Regions from separate parts of the Mus musculus genome. Here region 2 is linked to region 1. Evidence: chromatin contacts called from ENCODE Hi-C or POLR2A ChIA-PET data. All regions are on one chromosome and are shown on one strand. Each heading gives the region's core, a stretch centred on a gene start or an enhancer-like site at or near the end of the contact. The rest is flanking DNA. Distances are from core to core; before and after follow the strand shown.

What was found. Hi-C counts contacts between places; a loop is a spot of excess contacts on that map. ChIA-PET counts read pairs that join two places held with the same protein, here RNA polymerase II (POLR2A).
Region 2: a map of heart shows a loop between it and region 1 (2.2-fold over the local background). The contact joins the enhancer-like site here to the promoter of Pcsk6 in region 1. A Hi-C loop is called at or near these places in 4 of 37 maps with a recorded cell type or tissue (heart and left cerebral cortex). POLR2A ChIA-PET finds 5 or more read pairs at or near these places in 3 of 5 experiments (all embryonic stem cell).

What each region holds. Positions count from the first base shown.
Region 1 is chr7:65,858,367-65,864,377 of GRCm38, forward strand. Pcsk6 (proprotein convertase subtilisin/kexin type 6) reads left to right here and starts at 3,770. Exons shown (of 22, transcript NM_011048.1): 1 at 3,770-4,077. The coding sequence starts at 3,805. Gm20684 (predicted gene 20684) reads right to left here and starts at 3,676. Exons shown (of 3, transcript NR_169041.1): 1 at 3,479-3,676; 2 at 2,624-2,871; 3 at 901-2,008.
Region 2 is chr7:65,897,450-65,904,001 of GRCm38, forward strand. All of the region lies in intron 1 of Pcsk6 (proprotein convertase subtilisin/kexin type 6), which reads left to right. Among named protein-coding and RNA genes, the nearest start is that of Gm51486, 30 kb to the right of the region's middle. Within about 2 kb of position 5,067, at least 1 of the 3 ENCODE cell types and tissues checked has a DNase peak (open chromatin) inside an H3K27ac peak, as active enhancers do; it is heart, where a contact is called at or near this core.

The sequences.
Region 1 (6,011 bases), core at 2,520-5,019:
AAAATAAAATGGGAGTTTGATTCCCAGCATTCATGTTAGGAGGCTCACAACCACCTGTAAGTCCAGTGCCAGGGATTCCATGGCCTCCACAGGTACCCACAAAAGTGGGTGCACATGCCCACATGCATATATCACATAATTTAAATAAAATAAATATTCTTTTTAAAATGTCCCAGGTGGAGTATTACAGAAAACAATGCAAAAGCTACATTGTTAGTGTGGAAGAAAACAGAGGGAAAAACCACTATGCATAAGAACCCTGAATCTTCTTCATTGGTCCTGATAGAGAGAAATAAAGGGAGAAATGTCCTGGGTCAACCCTAAGGTTTTCAATCTGAGGTCACACTGCAGAGCAGGTCCTCAAGGGGCCTCCTCTGGAGCTAGTGGCCCCAGGTCAATACAAACCCTCTCTGCAGAAATTCAGTTTCAATCCCAATTAGTGGTGACAGCAGAGCCTCAATCATGAGCTGTCTTCCTGGTTCCAAAGGATGAGAATGCAAACTGAGCTTTGATACAGATGGTTCACTTCCTTGCCCTGAGCCTCCTCACACAGGGAAGCACAGCAATGCCAACCTCCATGCCCTGCGCCCTCCACAGGGACAACAGTGTCACTGCCACTTACAGCAGAGGAAACCGAAGCAACTTGTCTGAGATCACACACAAATGGATGCTCCAACCTGTGGGCCAAGTGCTCAGTCTTCTCTAGTCCCCTGAAGGCTCTGCCCGTGCGACACAGAGCTAGCATTCTGTCCTGTAGAGCCTACATACTCACAAAGGTACAACTCTGCAGTCAAGTTTCTATCACTTAAATGAAGATAATTGTGAGTCCCAAGAGCCTGTGCAGTAGACACCCACATGCATGTAGAACATAATTCAATATATATGATATATAAATCATCACCGAGTTCAAGTTTTTATAATTTCTTTTACAGAGGTGAAAAATTTTTCAAGAAATACATATTTAGAGTACATAACATTAAGGGTATGCTATTGTCATGATAGGAGATATGACAATGGACAGGCACATGTCCTGTTTTTGAGGACCACATGAGACAAGCACATGAATAACTGCAACAGAAGCCTTGAATTAGGGGCACACTGTAGCCCAACTAGGCAGCCCTGCTCTTGCTGTACAGGGACCAGGGGTAGGCATAAGAATACAATTCCATTAACACATCTTAACACTCCTTAACATCTTTTCTTCTGTTTGGGAAGATGTCATTAAAATCATCTCTGGATGATATTTTCTAACTTCTGAGACAAGGCCACCTCCAATCACCTTTCCAGTCCCTGTCCTGTCCCTGCCCAGCCTGGCCGACGTCAATCTAGAGAAGAAGCACCCCCCCACACGCCCCGCCCCACCCCCCACCCCCCATACACACACTCACTCCCAGCCTGGGAGCTGTGTGCACCTCAGGGCCATCTGGACATCTGGAGAGTGGGGATGAGTGAGTAATGAAATCCCCTCTCTGCAGGAAGACGAGGCAAGTTTTATTACAGATCCTATCTCAACTCAGAGGGCTGGGACTTTTGTGATTGAGTTAATCCTGTCACCGTGTAAATCAATTGGAAACTCACAGGCAGCAATTTGATTTAGGATGTTCATTTTGGCAAGCTGGTCTTCCTACAGCCGTTCTGTGGCCCAGGTACGTCTACAACAAGCAGGAGGTTTAGTCCCAGTGGATCAGCCTTGTTAACAAAATATACCCTGACCCCCTCCAAATACAAAATTCAGATGTGTTTTAGCCTCCTCTAAATAGTTCAGTAGACTGATTCCCTTCATCTACCAAATTATTACAGAAAACCCACATATCGGCCTGTCTGGATAACTGCTGTAACAGGGGTACCCTCTTGGGAATACGAAGTGCTCCACATCATCTAGAGTATGTGCACCGCAGGGTCTTCACGCAGGTCATGCTCTTGAAGCATAGCACAGGATCTGGGATGAGTCAAAGACAGGTTGGCCCACGAAGGCCAGAAAGGGGACTCAGATTGTCCATGTGGACTGCTGGAAAGGAACAGAACAGACTGAATCCCCTGCCTCCACTCTCCTCTGTCCATCAGCTTCTCTGCTTGACTGAACAGAGGCAGGCTGAAGGGTCTGGATGCTGTCTTTGCCCAACATAAGTGTAGTGTTCTCTAGGGCTGGCCACTTTGTATGATGACCTTAGATCTTTCTGTCAGGCAGGGGGAACCAGGCCTTGTCCCAGGGCGTCAACTTCTGCAACAAAGAGGGGATCTTGAGTTACTGCCCAGAGAGCTGACTCCCCTTGGCCAGGGACAACAGAGGCACACAAAAGGTATTTGTGGTAGGAGCTCTGTTGGCATGAATTTGGCATGTCCTGGTTGGGCCCCCCACCAACTGTCCTCTCCTTCTACCTTCATTAAGGTGACTCATGCTTATAGAAAGGATGGATCATCTGAGGTAAAAAAAAAAAAAAACCCAAGGACTCCTGAGAGGGATGTTGGAAAAGACTTCAGTTGGCCCTCTGTCTCTCTCTCTGTCTCTCTCTCTCTGTCTCTCTGTCTCTCTGTCTCTCTCTCTCTCTCCTGTATCCCCTAGCATGTCTGTCTGTCTGATCTGCCTGGCTATAGACTCAGGCAAGTGAATTCCATACAGTACCAGTCTGGGAGCCAGGTGCTCTTGGAACCTGAGCGTTGGTGAGGTAGCTTCTTTTGTGACTCAAGGCCTTCTCTGCCTTGTTTTGCTGTCTTCGGTTTCCTGGTCCCCCTCTTGTATTAATCAGGCTGAAGGTTTGCTTTCTGTATGAGGCCAGTTGGGACCAATGGGCCGTCCGAGGCTTGCAGCCATCCCAGCCTCTCATTGCATCTTCACAGTATGAACGAGTCCCCGGTTTCTCCAGGCTGTTCCTGGAGGGAGGGGTGAGGATGAGTCAACTTACATTCACACTGACTGGTCCTAGCTCAGTGGGTACTTTTAAGAGTGTACACCATCTACTGAATACCAAGCACGTGGCAGGCCCTGGGCTCATCAAAACAAACATTACTGTCAGCTGATTGCAAAGGAAGAGCTGACATCCTCAAAACAGCCCGATGGATGGATAGATGCTATTGTTATCCGCATCTTACAAGCCCAGCAAGAACAGAAAGGGGCCCAACATCATACAGATGCTAAGTGGTCAGCTAAGGAGTTCACCTGTACAACCTTCCTAGCAAAGCCTCAGCCCTGTATGGACGCTGTGTCCTCAATACTCTCATAGACTCCAGCTAAGTTTGCCACATGCCCTTTGCCCATGCAATGTGGTCTTGAGGTTGGGCCAGATCCTGGGACACCCCAGTGTTTTCCTGGCATCGTTTTCCCCTGAAGATCCTGCACATTTGCATGTTCACTGCCACAGCTAAGTTGAGCAAGGCTGCCTAGCCTTGGGGACCCCAGCAGGTGAGTTCAGCCTCCAGGGGCGCAACCGGTAGGAAGGTGCCGCTCTAAGTCAACTCCTCCGGGATATGGGGAACTCACGTGGGATGCCCAGAGCCCTCCCGGCTTCTAGCAGAACGCGCGGAGCCCAGGCTGCCACTCCGGGCAGCGCCGTGTTCCGAGAGACCCGAAGTCTCGAGCCTCCCCTGCGCCGGCCCCCGGCTGCTGGCGGGCCGGGAGACTGCCGCACGAGCGCGGGCCCAGGGGCGCCACCGGGCCGCGCGGGCGGGAACGCGCCGCGGCGGCCTCCTCCTCCCCGGCTCCCGCCCGCGGCGGCGGCGCTTCCCCGGCGCGGAGCGGCTTTAAAAGGCGGCTCCCCACCCCCCGGCGCACTCGCCGCTCGGGCGCCGCGCGAGCCTGCCGCTGCCATGCCTCCGCGCGCGCCGCCAGCGCCCGGGCCCCGGCCGCCGCCCCGGGCCGCCGATGTCGCGCGGGGCGCAGGGGCCGCCGGCCGGCACGGACTCCCGCCGCTCGCGCTGCGCCCCTGGCGTTGGCTGCTTCTGCTCGCGCTGCCCGCCGCCTGCTCCGCGCTGCCGCCGCCGCGCCCCGTCTACACCAACCACTGGGCAGTGCAAGTGCTGGGCGGCCCCGGCGCGGCGGACCGCGTGGCTGCGGCGCACGGCTACCTCAACTTGGGCCAGGTGAGTACGGCCGGCCCCGCGCGCCCCAAACTTTCCCGGCCGCCGGCGGCCACGCGCGAGGGGGCGCCTTGCCAAGCCCGCGGCCAGCGGCGCCGCGTGGGAAGGCGACCCGTATCGCTGGGGACGGCGGGGGCTTCTTGCGGGGACTCTCTGGGAGAGCCGTGGGACACTCGGCGGGAAGGACGTGGTAGGCTGCGTGGACGGTCACGCGGGAGGGCCCGAGGCCGTGGGTCCCCAGGCGATGTCGCCGAGCATTCGCACTCGGAAGTGTGTGGCCTCGGAAGCCCAGGTCGGGCGCCTACACCTGCCCAGCCGCGTTCGAGTGGGCGCCTAAGGGGTCGCTGCGCTCTGCCCACCCGCGCCATCATCATCGTGTACCTATTTCCCTGTGGCCTTCGAGCCTTAGCTCCGTCTCGGGCCACTCTGCCCTCGACGGGTCGCCCGGAGCTCTGGGCTCCCGTTCGTGCGCCAAGGCAGTCAGGCGCTGGTTGGGCGATGTGAGCATGACCCGGGCAACTCAGGGACTGGCTTTCCCTCTGTGTGGTGCGCTGGTGCCTGTGTCCAGAAGTCAGGTTTGGGTCAGGGTGCAAGCAGGACCCAGAAGCTGCAGGTTGGTTGTAGGCTGAACTCTGCACTTGAAACCTCTCTAGGCAAAGACATGGATTGCTTTGCTTTGGGCTCTGGATGCAGCTGGAAAGGCAGCTGTCTGCCCACTAGCTGCATGACCTTGGACATGTCATTTCTTGACTTGCTCATCCGTAAGGGTGGCGACTTTGTACTGCCTGAGGTTGTTGAGATGAGCCGGGAGTGTTCAGAAGCAAGGCACTACTCATGGGATGCCCATTCTCTCACCCCTGGTGGTATAAGCTGGCTGTCATTTATACCAAGAGAAGCCGAGATAGGGCACTAGGTCCGCGCAGCTCCCAAGGACTGCCAATGCAGGGTGCCTTTCCATATTGCAGCCCCGCAGAGGGGCAATGGGGGCAGGTTGATTCCGGTTTATGGTCCGTGGAGGGACCTCAGCAGGTTCAAAATGTGCAGTCCCACCAGGAGAGCTCTCAGCACCTTAACAGATCCATAAACTACACACTCTGGAGAATCAAGTGAAATGAAGGGAGGGTGGCCTTGTAACTCAAACTGCAGTAGCAGACAGTGTTAAATAGCAGACAGATTTAGTTTCATCATTATCTGTGACAGAAGCCAGTAAACGTGTGCTTCTGCACTTGACGTGAATCGGAAGGCCTCCTGGAAGGGGAAATTCTGCTCTGTGAAGTTCCAGGTCAGAGTTTCTCCAAAAGGAAAGAATCCGCTTTTGTGTCTTCAAACATCCAAAGAGCTAAGATTTTGCCTTTTGGTGGCCCTGGCTTCGTTGCTCTCTGTAGCTGTCAAAGCTGCAGGGCTGATTGTCTGGGCAGAAGAAAGCTCTCCTGTTTGATTAGCACTCCCAGCTCCTGCTACTCTTCCTGGCTCTGTCCAGGCGGCCCAGCAATTTGTCTCAACTAAAAGTGATTCTTAAACTGGGTGGTAAATTACAAAGTGCCTGGGATTTGGGTCCCTGTAATTAAGCGAGGAGAGAGGAGGTGAAGAACTCTGCTCCACCGTGCAAGGGGCAGAGAGGCGTAGTTAGCTCTCCCTTTGACATTCTTGGAATAACCTTGCTCACCTCCTGGATGTGCTAGCCTTTGAATCTACTCTAGTTCACTGAGCTGTTCACCAGCAAGGTCTGTGCTCCCGATTTTGCCTGTGGGCAAGGTTTTTTAGGCTTGTTGTGACGTTCTTGGGTGGCCCCAAAGGTCTCTCTGAACAGTGCAGCCAGACTCCACACAGCCTGTCACTCAGCTTGGTAGGCCTTGTGCTGGGAGGTATGCGAGGGGGACGTTTCCGAGCTGCAAGATGACTGGTTTGGGGGTAGAGCTGTCTCCAAGCACACTTTA
Region 2 (6,552 bases), core at 3,817-6,316, 40 kb after region 1:
TTGTGAGCGGTGTTTCTGTGAGCTTGGGTATGCACCTGTTGCTGGCAGCTCCGACTTTTGCTTCCGTACAGGAGAGTCCTAATTTTAAACTGAAAAGTTTGAAGATTCATTCCTCTGGGTATCTTTTAGTTTCCCTTTGCATAACTACTCTCCAGTGAGGGTTTTAGATATTAAAGTTTAAGTCATTTCTCTCATAAAGCCAAATCTTTCTTCTCCCCACCCCCTTTTTGTAACCTGACAATCTCCTCCAACATGGCCTTTCTCCGTGAAGTACACCAAACAGCATCTCAGCCCTAAGCCTGTCTTTGCTGTGTGCTGTGCCTAGTCATTTGAGCCCAGGGTCACAGGTGAGCTTCACTGCCTGAGCAGTCAGAGGTTCTCATCTCTATGAGCAAATCTGAGTTTGTGAATTTTTCAGCTAGGACATTCTGAGGACAAGGCCCTCATCAGCCTGCTTCTTCTACACTCAGGGAAACAAAAGCAAACGGGCCTTTTAGAGCCAGGAGAGTCTGAACCAGTGTCCAGCTGCTACCTGCCAGGATCACAGCCCACTGACAACCTGCAGCCATGTTAGGGCAGACTCTACAGTAGTAGCAACAACATTTAAATGGGGCATTAATGGTAACAACTTGGTATAAAACTCATGTACAATCTGAATATTGGCCTCTTCGGGGAGAGTTCGAGAACCCTGCCTCCAATCATAGGGTCCCTGCATGGGCCCTTTGGGTTTGGGGCCACCTCTCCTAACTACAGAGACGAGATGAGGTTAGACCCTGGTAGTTAGCAGGCAACAGGATACATGCTGTGGCCGCATCCTGAGTAATGAGTCAGCTGCAGGGTAGATAATCTATGAAAAGGTCATGAGTTCTAACTGAGAGTGAGGTGCTCAGACCTGGGGACATTCTGGGAAGAGTCTCCATGCCTCCTGCAGCCTCCCTACCTCAAGATCACCTTGGAGTAAGTCTCCTTTTCCTTCTCTTTCTTCAACAACACTCCAGGGCCTCTCAGGCTCTGCTTTGGTTAGAGGAGGGAATAGTAATGAAATTCAAATAACCCATCTGCCATTTACAACAGAGAGCTAAGAGCAAAGGCTATTCAATACTAATATGCCTGGCTAGACCATATTTTCATTGTTTGTCTTAGTCAGGGTTTTATGTGAAGAGACACCATGACCATGGCAACCCAAAAAGGAAACGGACTAGCTTACAGTTCCGAGGTTTTCCATTATTGTCATGGTAGGAAGCATGGCAGCACACTGGCAGACATGATCCTGGAGCAGGAGCTGAGAGTTCGACATCCTGATCAGCAGGCAGCAGGAAGAGAGAGACAATGAACCTGGCTTGAGCTTCTGAAACCTCAAAGCCCATCCCTAGTGACACACTTCCTCCAACAAGGCCACACCTCCTAATAGTGCTACTTCCTGTGAGTCTGTGGGCGCCATTTTCATTCAAACTGCCTCAGTGTTCACTGGGAAAGGGAACTGGGAGGTTAGATGCTTTGTTTTACTGCAATGAAAAAAAAATGTAAAAACAAAATTGAAACCAATCACAAGCTCTCAGGAGAGTTAGAATCCTGTAATGCGTGCTCTTGGGGAGACTGTTCCTGGCTTGGTCTCTTCAACCCCAACACTCTGGTGCACAGGGCAGTTTCTGTAGAACTGCAGCAGATGCCTGCAGGGCTGTCCCCACGTGTGAGCCTCACTGTCCTCGGGCGCCCAACAGTGGTTCTCACTGAGGACCAAGCTTGGGTTCGAAAGTTCTCCACAGTTTGATGTGACTGGGAAGAGGCAGGTCCTTTGAGAGGTGGGTCTGGACGTGGGTGCATACCCTCAAAGGGGCCCACGGAAAGCCAATCCCTTCCTCTGTGTTTTTTCTTTCTGGCCGTAGATGAGTGGTTTTGCTCTGTCATGGTGTCCCCCATGCTGCTCCACCTCCTCACAGGCAACCAGGACCACGTCATTGTAGATGACGACCCCCAGAACTGTCAGGTAGACCAAACGTTTTCTCGTCACAAATTAACTGCCTGGGGTATTTTGTTATAGTGACAAAGTATAGAGAAGGATTCTGTTCAAAGTCAAGGTGACATTTGGTGAGCAGGTCTCCTTAGCAGGGCAGGCCGTAGGGCAGGATGAGATTGGCATGTGGCTGAAGGGCATGGTATGAGAGGGTACCAAAAGACTATTGTGAAGACAAATAACAATTGATGCGTAAAAACCCATGGACAAAATATTAAAATTTGCAGTTCAGCTCAGTATTGCTTATTTCTCCTTTGCCTTAGGTTCCAGCAGGGTGACCTTCAGAGAGACCGTGACATCGCTGTTCAATCTCTTCCACTCTAGAGCATTGTTAGTGGTTTTTTTTTTTTTTTCTTTCATGACCTGACCTAAATCCTTTTTACATATTAGGCCAGGTGTTTTGGGAAACATCCTTCCAGTTGGGTTGGTCAGGTCTTGATGGAAGTATTACAGAAGGGACATTAGTTGTTGCCATGGTATCTGACCACATCTTAGCCTTGTTCCTGTTGCTAATAGCAATAGTACAGAGTGAGTATGGATAAAGAAAAAGATGTTTACTTTGGCTCATGGTTCTCGGGGTCCAAAGTCAAGGGCCCGTACCAGTGATTGTTTCCCTGCCAGCAGGGTCCCAAGCTGGCTCAGGCTGCCATGGCATGGCAGGACACAGGAAGAATCTGTTCCTATATTAGGTGTCTCTCTCTCTCTTCTTATAAAGCTATCAAGATACAAGTCATGGGGTGTCCCCACATGAGCTTACCTAACTGCAGTCACCCCCGGAAGATGTCATCTCTAAGCATCGGGTTGGGTTTACACCATCTTAAAGTCTTACATTAGGAATAAAGTGCAATGTGGAGGAGGCAAGCCATCCCGAGGCACCCACAGCCCCTGGCTCACATTTCATCCATTGTGTCTCTCGTGATGCTTATATAGGTCACTTGACTCAGGCGATTTTCATCAGAATTTACACTGTCAAAATGTCTGGGTTTTGCCTTCATAATTGTATTTTGTGTAATAGTTTGAAACTGTAGGACACATAGCAGATATTCCACAGGAAGCTCAGGTTTATTATCAATTTACTCGTGTCTGTTTTCTTGTTTTCATGTCATGGTTTCTTGTTTTAGTCAGAGCTCATTAGAACATCTTGTGCCCAGCTTGGTCAGTGGGTGCCCTTCAAGCTGGCCTCTGTATTCTTCTCAAATGTCTCTGGAGTTCTGTGGGCCTTTGCTTGCTTCCTGCCTATCTATGATACCACACGTTCTCCTGCTGTTCCTGTCCCAGAACCAGCCATGGCCCACGGGAGCCCTGTTCTTTTCAGTAGGGAAATTGTATGCGAGATCACTGTATTCTTCGTGGCTTTGTAGCTTTGGAGTATTGTTGCTCTCAGGCTAGGGGGACAGGTTGGGACTGTGCATCTGTGTCTACATACACCTCATGTATGGTGCTCTGACCCTGTGACAAAAGTAGGCAAGCCTTAATTTGTCTCACCATGTGTGGGGTTTCAGCCCGGAGCCCCGCTGCTGTGGCCAAGCAGTAGGTCCTGATGAGAGTGTATAATGGGGCAAAACTACCTGCCTCATGGCAGCCAAGAAGCACGAGAGGAAAGGCACTGGGACCTACCTACTCTTCCGTCAGTGGCTGTCTTCAGTGACTTCTCCCCACTAGGCTCCACCTCTTTTAATGGTTCTTTCATCTCCCCAAAGCTGGTGACCGAGCTTTTAGCACATGGGCCTTTCTATGGATGACACTTTTCCAAACCACGCCACCCACGTGCGCTTACTTCTCTATCTGCATTGAAAACAGTTTACAAGGACGGCTAATTCCAGTCCTAAACGAAAGAGTTCTCAAGAGTTCTGCCTTGCATGATTGACCTTCTGTAGTGCTGGGAGATCTGGCTTCCGTTGCTCCTGATGTCCTGATACACTCGTCAGCGCCCCTGCCGTTTACCCATCTGACGAATTCACTGGTTTCCACCCCACCCTGGGGACCTGCTCACATGTAGACGTCCAGAGTGGGGCCTCTGCCTACGGATTTCCTAGGCTTTCCATTACCAGCGGGGATGCCTTCCTCATTGCTGAGCTCCAGCTGCCATGCCTTGCCCTGGTCTACCCCAGGCCTTCCTCTTGTCCCCTCTCCACACAAGCTGTGCTCCTGTCCTTATGACACTTAGGTTAGAGGACCTCAGGAGAGGAAGGGCTGCATGTTTTTCTTTAAAAAAAAATCAAATAAAAGCAAAACAAGTGAATACACAGGGGGCATTAGGATCAGGAATGAAGAACAATAATGAACTTCACACAACCACTAAGAACCCTTTAACTAGTAAGATCTTTAGAGAGGAGATCTTCAAAAATAAAGAATGTTTGCAGCCATGAGCAGTATGAGCCCAGGCCAAGTGGGTACGTCAGGCTTCCTCATCAGAAACCAGGCTGTTTGCTTCAGCAGCTCAAGGGAAAGAAAATGAAGTCTACAAAATCAAAATTAATGTTATTTTTTTTAAAGGGATTTGCAGGAAGTTGACCAGCTTAATTGTACTGTTTGGGGTGTGTATGTGTTGAAGAACATAATTTGAAAGAACTGAGAAATCGTGCAGCATCTTAACTCGGGTGGGACTGTAATTATTGCAATAACAGAATGTGGCTGTGTGTATATGTGACTGAAATGGGAAGCAGTTTGTAAAAAAAGTGCTTTAAAAAAAAAACAACAAAATGTCCATTCTGTCCCTCTGGACTTCCTTAATTATAAATACCAGGTAGCCCAGCACAGGCTAAATATAGGCCCGGTGGCCATCTCTATTTATAACATTTTTAGGAGGAAGTCACCGGAGCAATTCAGAATTAATTTGGTGTGTAGGCTTTTATGGGCTCTAATTAGTTGTGTTTTTCTTAAGCAGGCCAACTGGGATCAATAGCGTTATATAACTGGACCCAGGAGACCATGACTGAGACATGGACTCTTCCAGAAAGCCAAGGCCTTTGGAAGATGTCAGCCCCAAGAAAGCCCAGCAGCCCCAGAAGCCAGCAAGCTGCAGCTGTAGGAAGAGGGCTGGAGACATCTGTGTCCAGCCAAGGGCAGGCTCCGGGAGTGATAAAGGGAGGTTTCTGCAGTCAGAAGCTGCAAATCTACTCCCCATTCATGTGGAGACCTTGAAGGGGGACGTTCCCAGGGCTGCTTATCAGCTGTTCCCTTGAGGCAGGCGAGATTTAGCTGCTCGAGCCTGGGGAGGTGGGGTGATGTTTTCCTAGACTGTCCAAAATATGCACTTAGGCAACTCCCTGAGAGCGAGAGCAGAGCCAGCTCTCTGGCCCCAGAGCTGGTGGACCTTTGTAAGACTCAGTGTCATCTGGGGTGGCTGCTGGTGCTCTGCAGTGGCTCTGCTGCACATCAGACACGGATGGATGAGACTGTCGCTCCTCCTTCATTCCTTCACGTAGCGCTGTCTTGAAGAATACAGGGTGAGCTCCAGCTGGCAGCCCACGGGGCTCAGTAAACATGAGAGTAAATGCTTGTGCTTAAAATAAAAACTCAAGACTCTGCTCAGACACTGCTTGGAGTCTGCTCAGATACTGTTCGCATGCTCTCCTTCGGATCCTCCCCCTGTGGTGCTCCCATCTGTGCTGTGTGCTCCCCATGAATAACCTCCAGCCACCTGGGTGGAGGAGAAGCTGTGCCTTTTAGATAGCACAGAGGCTACGTCTGCCCAGGCCACCAGCTGCCAGTTGGTCCCTCAGCTCCACAGCATAGTGGTTTCCAGCTTCTCGGCTGTCCTGGGATGGGGACTGGCTGGGAGAGAGTAAAAGGAAGACAGTTGTGCCCAGAAGGGAAGGAGCTGTCAGTCCTCCCTCTGGACTCACACTTTCCCTGGTCTATATGTATATAGGTGCAATGAGAACTGAGTCTGGGAGATCTGGGAAGGCTTCCCGGAGGCAGTTAGTGACTTTAGGATAAGGTAAACAATAGCAGGAGTCAGTGGAGTCACTGCAGAGGACCGGCGTGAGCTCACATAGGACTATGGAGCAACAAGAGATAAGGGTCCTTACACATGACAAAGTCTCTTAAGGACAGAAGCCGATATGTGTGACAAGAGAGGTGGCTCTGTGTCAGTGAGGAGCTGGGCAGAATGGCAGTGTGGTGATGTTGAAGAGATGAAGGGGCCAGCATAGCACCGTGGGGGCTAGTCCCCGTCAAAGGCCTGCCCCAGGGGATGAAGATGTGGACCATTTAAGGAGCTGCTTTGAGAAGGTTGGGTGGTACCTCCCACCATGCCTCGGAGCTCCTCAGAGGATAGGTAGGCTCTCAGGGAGTGGGAAGTGGGGGCAAAGCGATGATGGTGGCTCTGGTTGTGTGAGAGTCGTCTGCTGACATCTGTTCTGTGCCAAGCCTGAGGACAGAGATGCTGAGAGTAGGGCTCAGCCTTCCAACACCTCAGCCACGAGAATGCAGGGTACTCAGGACCCATCCAGGTGGAGGGAAAGGAGGCTCTAGAGGAGCCGGTGGCCCTGAGTTGAGCCCTGGGGAGAGGGGAGGAAGAGGGCAACCAGCTA